Linked DNA regions of Mus musculus: region 2 is linked to region 1. A link is a contact called in ENCODE POLR2A ChIA-PET data. All regions are on one chromosome and are shown on one strand. Each heading gives the region's core, a stretch centred on a gene start or an enhancer-like site at or near the end of the contact. The rest is flanking DNA. Distances are from core to core; before and after follow the strand shown.

What was found. ChIA-PET counts read pairs that join two places held with the same protein, here RNA polymerase II (POLR2A).
Region 2: POLR2A ChIA-PET joins it to region 1 with 10 read pairs in embryonic stem cell. The contact joins the promoter of Ptrhd1 here to the promoter of Adcy3 in region 1. POLR2A ChIA-PET finds 5 or more read pairs at or near these places in 4 of 5 experiments (Patski and embryonic stem cell).

The regions. Positions count from the first base shown.
Region 1 is chr12:4,131,777-4,136,913 of GRCm38, reverse strand. Adcy3 (adenylate cyclase 3) reads right to left here and starts at 2,761. Exons shown (of 21, transcript NM_138305.3): 1 at 1,914-2,761. The coding sequence starts at 2,588.
Region 2 is chr12:4,231,658-4,236,956 of GRCm38, reverse strand. Ptrhd1 (peptidyl-tRNA hydrolase domain containing 1) reads right to left here and starts at 2,944. Exons shown (of 2, transcript NM_001204912.2): 1 at 2,679-2,944; 2 at 1-594. The coding sequence starts at 2,930. The coding sequence ends at 424. Cenpo (centromere protein O) reads left to right here and starts at 2,992. Exons shown (of 7, transcript NM_134046.6): 1 at 2,992-3,205; 2 at 3,300-3,426; 3 at 5,275-5,299. The coding sequence starts at 3,381.

The sequences.
Region 1 (5,137 bases), core at 1,512-4,011:
CCACTAAACCTAGATTCTCTGCCACGACAAGGTTCCACTGTGCCCTATCCCAGCACTCTGGGCAGGCCCAGACTTAGGGAAGGACTGCTCAATTTCACTAGAAGATACTTTCTGTACCCCAAAGTCTCTTGACAACAAACAGGTCCACATGTGGCAGAAGTGGGGGGAGGGTCTCTGCGCTCTGTTCTCTGATTTGTTTCTGGTTTGCTCCTTAATGAACAGCACACTGGGGAGATGTAATTGCAGCCAGGGACCCTGGCAAGAAGAAAAAGGAAGAAATACTTGTTGATTGGAAGGTAGGTAATGGTTCAGAATATGTCCTCAAACCCCAAATGCTACCAGACCTTCCTGTCCTAACTAATGCCCAACAGCAATGACAATGGACGTCCTCCCAAAAACCTGTCCACAAGCAGAGACATAAGCGGACGCCAACAACCCAGGAAGCCAGGGCAGCAACAACAGGTGTTCACAGGACAACACCCAGCACCAGGAAAACAAAAAACAAACAAACAAACAAAAAATGAAAACCAAGACCACAGTGATATGCTATAACCGCACAGGCTCTAGCCTGGTGCTGAGCCGAGCAGAAAACCTTTGTGAACTTTAACTGAGCACAGTAGCCCACATCTACAAACCTAACGCATGGCAGGTAGAAGCAAGAAGGATCGATCAGGTGCTCAAGTCACCCTCAGCTACAGCAAGACCATTTTGGGCTACATGAAACCCTGCCTCAAAATAATAAATCAATTTAAAAAAAATATATATATATATATCTGTGAAGTAGGTTCCTACCTGACCCAGAATGGGAAAAATAGAAAGAACGTTGTACCAAGACCTAGAAAAAAAGTTAAAAACCCAGCAGAAGCCATGTTTCCCTCTAAACAGCTGGGAGGCAATGGAACAGGCCCCTCAAAGTTCTGTCACCAGAGGTACCACTGTAAGCCATGCCCCAAACCCAAGCAGACAATGACAAAGGCTTTGGTAAGACAGAAGCCACAGTGAGATGTGGGTAAAGACCTCTGGAAGCAGACGGAAGAAACCTGATGGCTGTTCCTGGCCACTTCCCTGCTCTCTGGTCACATACGGAAAACTGGAAAGTGTGTCGTAAGATACAGAACGCATTGACTCACGTCTCTGGGGAGCCTTTTAAAGGATGACCAGATAATTCAGACCAGAATCACAGCCCATCTCTCGCAGCACTTGGTGGGAACGCAAATCAGCAAAGCTGAATCTCAACTGTCCACGCCTTCAGTGGAACTAGCCTGCTAGGCCGCAACACCACACTCCACACCACAGCGGCTATGACAACCGTCCCGGTTGTGTCCCCACTTCTGCCTTCTATGGGAGACCACCCTCCCTTACATCACCTATCTGCTGGTGATGCTCTGAGCTCTAAGGAAGAAGCAGGGTATCTAATAACCACGCCTTCCCTCCTTAAGCTCTTCACATAACCTAACAGGCTTTCATCTCTGTTCCCTTGGATCTTGATAACAGCCACTTCTGCATCCAGGGCAGACAGGATCCCCATTTGACTGAGAGCACTGAACCCCCACAAGTCAAACACCATCTGGAGTTAAGCAGAGTTTGCCACAAGCCGTCTCTTGACCTGGGTCATAGACTGGCTGAGCAAGACTTCCTCCACACCAAGATCCAAGGTGCTGTCACCAACTCCAACCAGGCACAGTTGGCTGAGTGGCCCCGAGGCCCAGTGTTCTTTCTCTAGGAAAAACACCATATGACATCGGGGTGCACACTCCCAGGGGCTGAGAGGTAGTCCTCTGAACTGACAACTGGGACCCCAAGGCCGCTCAGGACGTGTTCAACTCCTGGCATTGAAAGCAATCCCACCTGAGTGACACTTGGCTGGAAGAGAAGGAATACAATAGACAGATAGGGAGGAGGGTGGGACTCACCTCCCTCAGCAGCTGCATCCCTTCCAGCTCATCCTGCTGCTGCTGGGCCACAGTGACCCCCAACACAAGCGTGTGCACAACACAGGAGACCACAGAGATGATCACGATGGGGCTGAGGCTGAGGGGCAGCGTTATGAAGAAGGAGAAGACAAAGAAAGCCTGCCAACCCACAGTGTCACTGGCTGCGTGGGCCCGTGAAAAGTTCAGGCCCAGGTAGGAGAAGATCTGGGCCGAGATGAGCAGCCACAGCAGGTAGGGTACCACTTTGCGGCTCACTCGGTCCGGGAGCAGCCCCTTTTTACAGAGCACGAAAAGGATGATGTCCAACACCAGACCGAAGCCTGCCACCATGAGGGGCGCCAGCTTGTCGCTGGAGAAGACCACCGCGCACATCACTACCACGTAGCAGTCAAAGAGGGCCGCAAAGACCACCAGCACCAGCAGGGTCTCATGGCGCTGCCTTTTGAAGTAGGTCTGGTAGAGGTTCTCCAAGGACTCAGGCACGAAGGTCAGCCGCATAAAGCGAGGCAGGCACAGGCAGGACCCCGAGTTCCGCACAGAAATTTCATGGGTCCGGCCGACCCCGCGGTCGGGGTCAGAGGGCAGGCTGACCGAGTATTCAGCTGAGTACTCTGCCGAGTACTCGGGATCCGAGAAGCCCTGGTTCCTCGGCATGTTGGCTGCTGGCTGTTTCTAATGAGGAAGGGAGACCTGCAGGTCAAGCCACTTCACCAGGGCTTCGTAAGACCCGGGGAAGGCGGGGAGGTTCCTCTTGGTTATGAATGAAGGGCGTCCAACTGGAGCTGGAATGCTTAGTGGGTTCCCAGGACACAGGTGGCACCGAACATCTGCAACTTAAAAGGACATGGCTAAGGACATGGCGCCTCTTTCCTTGACCCAACCTACCCCTCATACAGATCCATGCTACACAAGCCTCCAACACCACAGCCTCCCAAGCACGCCCACACACTCAGTCCAGTCCACACCAGACACCCGGTTTCCTGCGTCGGGCTTCTGGAGGGGCCTAGCCATCTCTCCATTCCTTGTATGCCCGGCTCTATCCCTGACTTCCTCACCTAAATTCCCTTCAGGCCCACTGGCTCCAAGCTGAAAAGAAAACGTGCCTGGAAGGAGCCGGAGCGGTCCTGGGGATTCCCTCATCTCCCTTCTGTTTACTTCCTTTCCCCCACCCACCCCTGGGAGAATCCAGCCCCTTCCCAACCTCGGGCTCTGCAGCCTCGTGGAAGTCCATCCAGCCCTGGGTCGTAGCTTGGCGCTGACCTGTGCGGGAACTCGGGAGCCGCGCGCTCCAAACCGGGGCTGCGGAGCCAAGCCAAGTGGGCTTCAGCGAGCCGCAGGCTGCTTCCCGCAGTGCCGCCGCGCCAGCTCGTCCACCCGGAGCCTGTGCGCGGGTCCCCTCGCGGTCAGGCCCCGGGTCAGGCTGGGAGAGGCGCGAGGCTGCGGCTCAGCATCGGTGGGCGCAGAGGACGGCGGCGGCGCGCGCTGCGGATGGCGGGCCCAGGCCGGGGCAGCTTGCCAGCATCCTCTCCCCGCACGCAGGGCGAGCCAGCCGAGTCCGTGCGCTGCGCTCTGCACACTGATTCACACGCGCCGCAGGCCCCAGGAGGCGGGCGGCCCCTCCCCGCCTTGTCGCCGCCTCCTGGGCGCCGGGTGGAGGGGCCCCCTCGCTGTCCCCGGTGTCTCCCTCTTGCCAGCGCCCGGCGACGACTGCGTGGAAACGCCGAATTGGTGGCAGATAGAAAGGAACGAGGCGAATCTGCGCCTTGCCCCCAAACAGGCCGTGTTACGGAAGATCAAAGCCCGGGACGTATCTTCCCTGAAGGTGAGGCGTGCTGGGGCACCCCGGCCGCCCTTCTTCTACCCTGGCTTCCTTCCGGGGACAGGAGAGGCCTCGGGCTGAGGTTTGGGGGCAGCTCCCTGAGTGGGCGCGCCCCATCTCAGTGTCTCCGCCCACCCTGGCAGCCCAGACGTCAAGCGTGGGGCTTGATCTCTCTTCGAGGGAATAAGCAGCCGAAACTGGTGACAAAAGAGGACTGAAGTAGCTTGATTGGTGCCTGGCACGTGGACCTGAAAGAGGCCTTGCTTCACGAAGATCTCCAGTGCACATCCAACCAATTGGGATGTATTTGAGTTCTTCCTTAAAGAAGCAAATGCTCCTTTTGGACCTGTCCATCTCCTAAGCCGTAGCATCAATTATTTTCCTTGAATTTGACAGAACACCTTGTTAGGAGTGAAAGTCGTTTTAGAAGAAAATGTGCTCAAGGGACTGAGGACAGCCCTCAGCATTAAGGGATCAAGCTTTGGGGGCAGCTAAAGATGAGAGAAGAAAAACAGACACAGGGGATGGGGAGCTAGCGAGGGATGCCCTGTCACTCAGGGATAGATGTCCATTTAGAACTTCAGGCATACATTCACAACACCCAGGGAATAGTCCATCACTTAATTGGTCTTCCATTGCTGTGTGTATGGGTGTCCCTCAAATTGTCTGACAAGATCAGTACCCCCCACCCTGCACTCCCCATCCCTCCCACGTGCCTCAGCCCACACTCTCCAGGGCTTTGATTAGAAAGGCAAAGCACAATAACTAACTTCAAATAGAGGCGGAGGGTGAACTCTGTACAAAGCACCAGCCCCATCAGTTTAAGTTGTTTGGGGTCCAGGAATTTATTGCAACTTGTTACATGACGATAAAGGATGTGGTTTTTACTTTTAACAAAGGAATTCATTGATTTTCAAAAGGGGGGGGGGAGAAAAGCTAGTGGCTAGGCTGTGAATGTTAGTTTCTGACTAGCATCCAAGAGGCCTGCATCCCAGCATTGCAAACCAGAGGTATTAAATGCCTGAGATCCCAGCACAATCAAAAGTTCAAGGTCACCCAGAGCTGCTCAGCAAGTCTGAAGCCTGGGCTATGTGAGACCTTGTCTCATAAAAGAAAACCATTAAGTGAGGTATACCTGAACTGCTAGGGACGCAGCTCAGTGCTAGAGGACATTCCTTATACAAGGTCTAGGTTCAGTCCCAGTGCCTACAGTGGTTAAGAGCACTTGCTATTCTTACAAAGGATCCAGGTTCGGTCTCCAGCACCCACACTGAGTGGCTCACAATCTATAACTTTAGTTCTAGGAGATTTGGCACCCTCTTCTGGCCTCTGCGAGCAACAGACACTCCAGAAATGCATACACACTGCGCATACACACAGGCAA
Region 2 (5,299 bases), core at 1,695-4,194, 100 kb before region 1:
AAGAAGCATTCTATTATGGCACCAGAGACTGGAGGCCAGTCATGGGACATCAAGGAAAGAAGAGGGAAATGGGGAGCAGAGAGAGGGAGGGGAGGTAAGGAACTCAAAGGCAACATTTTAAACCTGAGTGACCTGAAGTCCATTATTCCCAACAGAAAACATATTGTGTGTCAGCGATGACCCACAGATAATAGTGATGCTTATCCACTCTCCTCACTTGAACTTAGTGGCAATGATGATAATGATGATAGTAGTAGGTGCTTATTAATGAGAGCTTTAATTTGAATTTGTGCTGGTTCTTAAGAAACCACCATAACTAGAGGGGAAGAGTATAACAACATTGAAAGGAACCCACAATGCTTCAGGATGGTGGCCATTTGGCTCCCCAGACCCAGCTGACTTTCAGTTCTCCCAGAACTACAGTCACTTGAACAATCGGAACTTCTTCAAATACTGGCTCACTTCTTCCTTGGGGTATGGCCTCAGGGCTATGCATGTGGCAATGTTCTCCGGCTGCTCCAGCCACAGCGTGTGGTCAATGTTCTTCTGCTGCAGGGTCTCAGCCAGCTCCTTCAAGGTGGTCTCATCAGCAGCCTACAAGTTGCAGAACACACAACACAGACTGAATGACCCATTTAGGAAGTGTCAGAAGGTCACAAGAGTGGGGACGGGCTCTGTAACTGGAGCTGTGGCTCCACCAAAGAACTGTAGAGCAACAGTTGTGCCCATTGGTTTGCTATTTCCTTTTTTTAGGATCTTACAGAAGTGGCTAGGAAGGGGCTGAGAAGGAGGCTCGATACCCTGTTAATAAAATGCAATTCTCTTTTTTGTATTGAATTCTGCTATATAGTTTCTAGTTCCCTATGGCTGGCGCCTACTGCAGCTCACCTTCACCCTTAAGCTATCTGTGACTCAGCTGACCACTGGGAAGACTTCTAAAATTACATATACTTTCCTTCTCCCTCTCTCATCCCCTCAGGCCCAAGCCTAAGTTGATGCAGGACACATCTCTCAACTATTTGATATAAGAGGGCTCAGTCCACTGTGGGCAGTACCATCCCTAGGCAAATTGGCCTTAAGTGTATAAGTAAAATAGTTGAAGGTCAGGAGAGCCAGTAAACAGTGTTCCTCTGTGGTTTCTGCTTCAAGATTTCTGCCTTAAGTTCCTGCTTTGGCTTCTCTAGATGATTGATGTAACCTGTAAGGTGTAATAAATCCTTTCCTTCCCAAGTTGATTTTTTTTTGGCCATGGTATTTTTCTCAGCAACAAAAAGCAAACTAGAATATTATATTATGCATGCACACTGAGAATAACTTGTAAGATTTGTTTTTGTTTTTTTTTTCTTCCCATCAAGTGAGTCCAGGGATAGAACTAGGGTTGTCAGACTTGGTGGCATATGCCTTTACCCAATGAGCCATCTCACCAACCCTTTTCATCTACCCTATTATATGCTTTTTGGTCAGCAGAATAGGATCTAAGGCCAACAGGATCTTGACCTGGATACAAATACAACTTTTTTAAATTCCAGGAGATCTAGGAGAAGGCTTTCTGGTAAAGAATATCATATGGTCCTAACCCTTAAGAGTTAGTCCAGGAGCTGAGGAGATGCTCCGTGTCCAGAGGACCAGAGTTCAGTTCCTAGAACCCACAGTGGGATGTTCTCACTGCCTATAACTGCAGAAGAGCCTACATCCTACTCTGTCCTCCCATGTGCATACGTCCCACAGACACACACACCTACACGTCTGCACCCATGTGCATACGTCCCACAGACACACACACCTACACGTCTGCACCCATGTGCATATGTCCCACAGACACACACACCTACACAGAATTTAAGTAGATCTTTAAAAAAGGGTTAATCAAATGCGTATGTAAATCACCAAGATGGGAAAGGACCCCTCAGAAAGTTGAACACAGATGTAGGTTGGCACGTTGGTCCCTTTGGCCATTGTTCCTCCACTCTCACCCCTTTGCCAGTGTTTTCCTGGATAAAGATTTCTCTAGAGAAGCAGGTGCTATGTAAATGTCAGTTAGGAGACTTGAGACTCAGAGCTTCTGAAAAACATACTCCTTTTCCCCACTCACTGAGCATTTCTCCTTTTAAATAAACAGCCTCTATTTCTTACTAACAATATTAAGGCAGTGCTAATTTTAGGCCCAGCTTTTTTCTTTTTCTTTCTTTTTTTTTTTTTTTTTTTTTTTTTTTTTGAGACAGGGTTTCTCTGTATAGCCCTGGCTGTTCTGGAACTCACTTTGTAGCCCAGGCTGGCCTCGAACTCAGAAATCTGCCTGCCTCTGCCTCCCAAGTGCTGGGATTAAAGGCGTGCGCCACCTCGCCCGGCTAGGCCCAGTTTTAAAAGGCAGATTGGTGCACAGGCATAAGCGCCACGCTTTCCCCAGCTTCGTTCCCAGGGATCTAAGGGACACTGGAACAACCAATTTCTGGTGAACGCTGTGATAGCAGGGTCTGCGTCGGTTCTTCACAGTCATGCTCTGCCAAAGGGAAGGTTCACTGCGTAGCGCAGACCATTCCCAAACTCTTAGTGATCCCTCCTACAATCATGCCACACGTACTTCCGGAAGCTAAGGGTTGGGCCCAAGAGCAGATCTACTTCCGGCCTCGGCACCCCACCCCCGTTTAGGGTCCCTCCGGATACTCCCCACGCCTCACCTCGAGAACCACCTTGCGCATGCGCCCCAGCTCCCGGAGATAAGCTGCCGTGTGCGGATGGTCTCGATGAAGGTGCAAGGCTGCTGTGGCGGCGTGACAAGCCTGCGCTACCAGTGCGCCGGTGGGCCAGGAAAAGGGAGCCTGAGATAGATCCTTTCGTAATACTAAGTACTGTACAAGGATCTGTGGCTCCACCCCAGAGCATGCCATCTTCCTGATCATCAGACTGGCCGGACGTACCTTGCGGTGCATGCTGGGATTAGTGTGGAGCTGCTGGGCGCCACCATGTTCGTGTACGGCGGAAGCACAAAGCACTCTGGGATCAGTGGGTTACGTTGTTACTTCAGTTGCTCTCGGCGGGAATTCTTAAACTGCATCCTGAGTGAGGGAGCTTTGGCGAGAAAGCAAGACCCAGTGGTAGACAGATTAGCATTACTGTACAGCTTCTTTGGGTGTTCGAGGAAGCCCGGCTGGACCATAGTGGCCACGGCGGTGAGGTAGGCGTGGACAGGGCTGACCAGTCCAAGGTAAGGGACGCCAGCGGGGACACTTTGCTTATCCCGGGACTGTCAGGCAATAGTGGCAATAGATTGGTGATTGCGTGTCTTTTACTATTTACAGTTAAGGACGTTCGGGTCCATGTTAACCCTGCCTTGTACGTCCAGCATCGTAAGAAAAAACACTTGAGAACCCGAAGAGGAGATGGAGTCTGCAAATACTTTGTGTCCAGGCAGGAAGTGCAAAGGAGGTATTCAAAGGGGTTTGGCTTTCTCTGTACCACAGTGTTTCCAGACTTTATTGCAAAGGAAGGGACACTGTAAGGCAGTAACTTTGGCGATTAGATATGGATTTGATTCAGGGCTCTATCTTAGGAAATTTTGTGGCTTGGACACATTATAGTTCTGCCTCATTTTCTTTCTCCTTTAAACAAAACTTAATGTGAAAGCATCATGTGGGTTGAAATTGTTACTAAAAACTAAAAGTTTGATGACTTAATTGTTAAAAATATGTTGCAATCAAGTATAATCCATACCCTAGAACTAAATTACTATGTAATCCCAAATTTGCCAGTAACTTGCCCTTCTGTGTGTCAGCACACCTGGCTAAACAAGTGACGAGTGAAAGTTTGTGAATAATCATCAAACTTCGACAGGTCAATTATTCTCCAGTTCCCTTGTCATCTCCAATCCAAAAGATTGAAACATTTAGTTATGATTATGTTGGTTTTCTCTCTCTGCTTGGCAATTACCACTGCTTATCGTGTGAACTTGGAGAGGAACTAAATACAGCAGAGAGAAGGAACTGCTGTGCTCAGGCTCCAGAGGAAATAAAAGAAGTCAGGAGTCAGTAACGGGAAGAAAAGCAAGTGAAGGGCCAACATGCTGCCTACTGTGGCTCTCTCTTGATCTTATGCAAGTTGGTTTGTTTGTTTTTTAAAGGAGCTATACACTAGTAATTTGATGTCTAGCCTTGGCTGGATAGATGAATGAGCCAGGTCTGGGCTGTCCCAAGACAAATGAAGAAAGGATTTTTGTGAATGTATATTCTTGTGAACCCTGCAAAGTAAATATTGGATCTGCTTAAGGAAACTAGTTACATGAGGTGAAGCATTGGACTTCTCTAGGGAGGTTTCATCTGGGTTGTGGGAAAGCATGGAGAATCGGCCTTTCCCACCATAGATTTGTGCTTCTGTGATAAGCAGGCTTAGATGAAATGCTGCTGCCCACAAAGCAAGCAGTAGACAAATCAGGAGTCTCTTGTTCTTTTCAAGTGAGCGTACTAATTAGTGGGTGTTTTTACACCAGTGGCCAGCAGAGAGGTTAATGGTCTCTGGTTTGGTTATTTGGGCCTATGGCTTTATAAATTTATGGCAGACCAGTTGTGATGGTACATGTCTTTGATCCCAGCACTCTGGGTGGAAGCAGGTGGATCTCTGTGAGTTCAAGGACAGCCTGATCTACATAGTGAATTCTGGGCCAGTCGTGTAGGAAAGACCCTGTCTCAATAAACAGATAAATAAATAAATATGCCCTAGATATATGAGTTATCTATTGTGACGACTGTTTTTGGTTGTCAACTTGATGCAACCTGTGAAGAGGGAACCTCAATTGTTAAGGAATTAACTCATCAGATTGGTCTATGGGCAGTTTCTTTAGGGCGTTTTTTTTTTTTTTTTTATTGCTTCTTAATTGGAAGAGCACCTAACCCATTGCGGCAGGTGGTCCTCGGTGGTATATGAAAGCTAACTGAGCAGTAGCAGGAAGCTAATAAGCTTGTTGCTCTATGGTCTCTGCTTCAGTTCCTGCCCTGAGTTCTTGCCACCCCTGGGCAGGTAGGTGGTCCTGGGATGTATAAAAAACAAACTGAGCAAGCCAGCAAGCATCGTTCCTCCATCTGCTTTAGTTCCGGCTTCACACTTCTGCCCTGACTCCTCTCATGGCAGACTGTAACCTGTAAGATGAAATGGGCCCTTCCTCCCTGAGTTGCTGCTTTGGTCAGCGTTTAGCACAGCAAACTGTTCCTTCGTGGAGTATGCTTTGCCAAAGTTTGTCAGATTGTGAAGGGTGTTTTGTTTGTCTGTTTTCACTTTCTTTAGGTGTTTTAGCTCACCTGGAAAGACT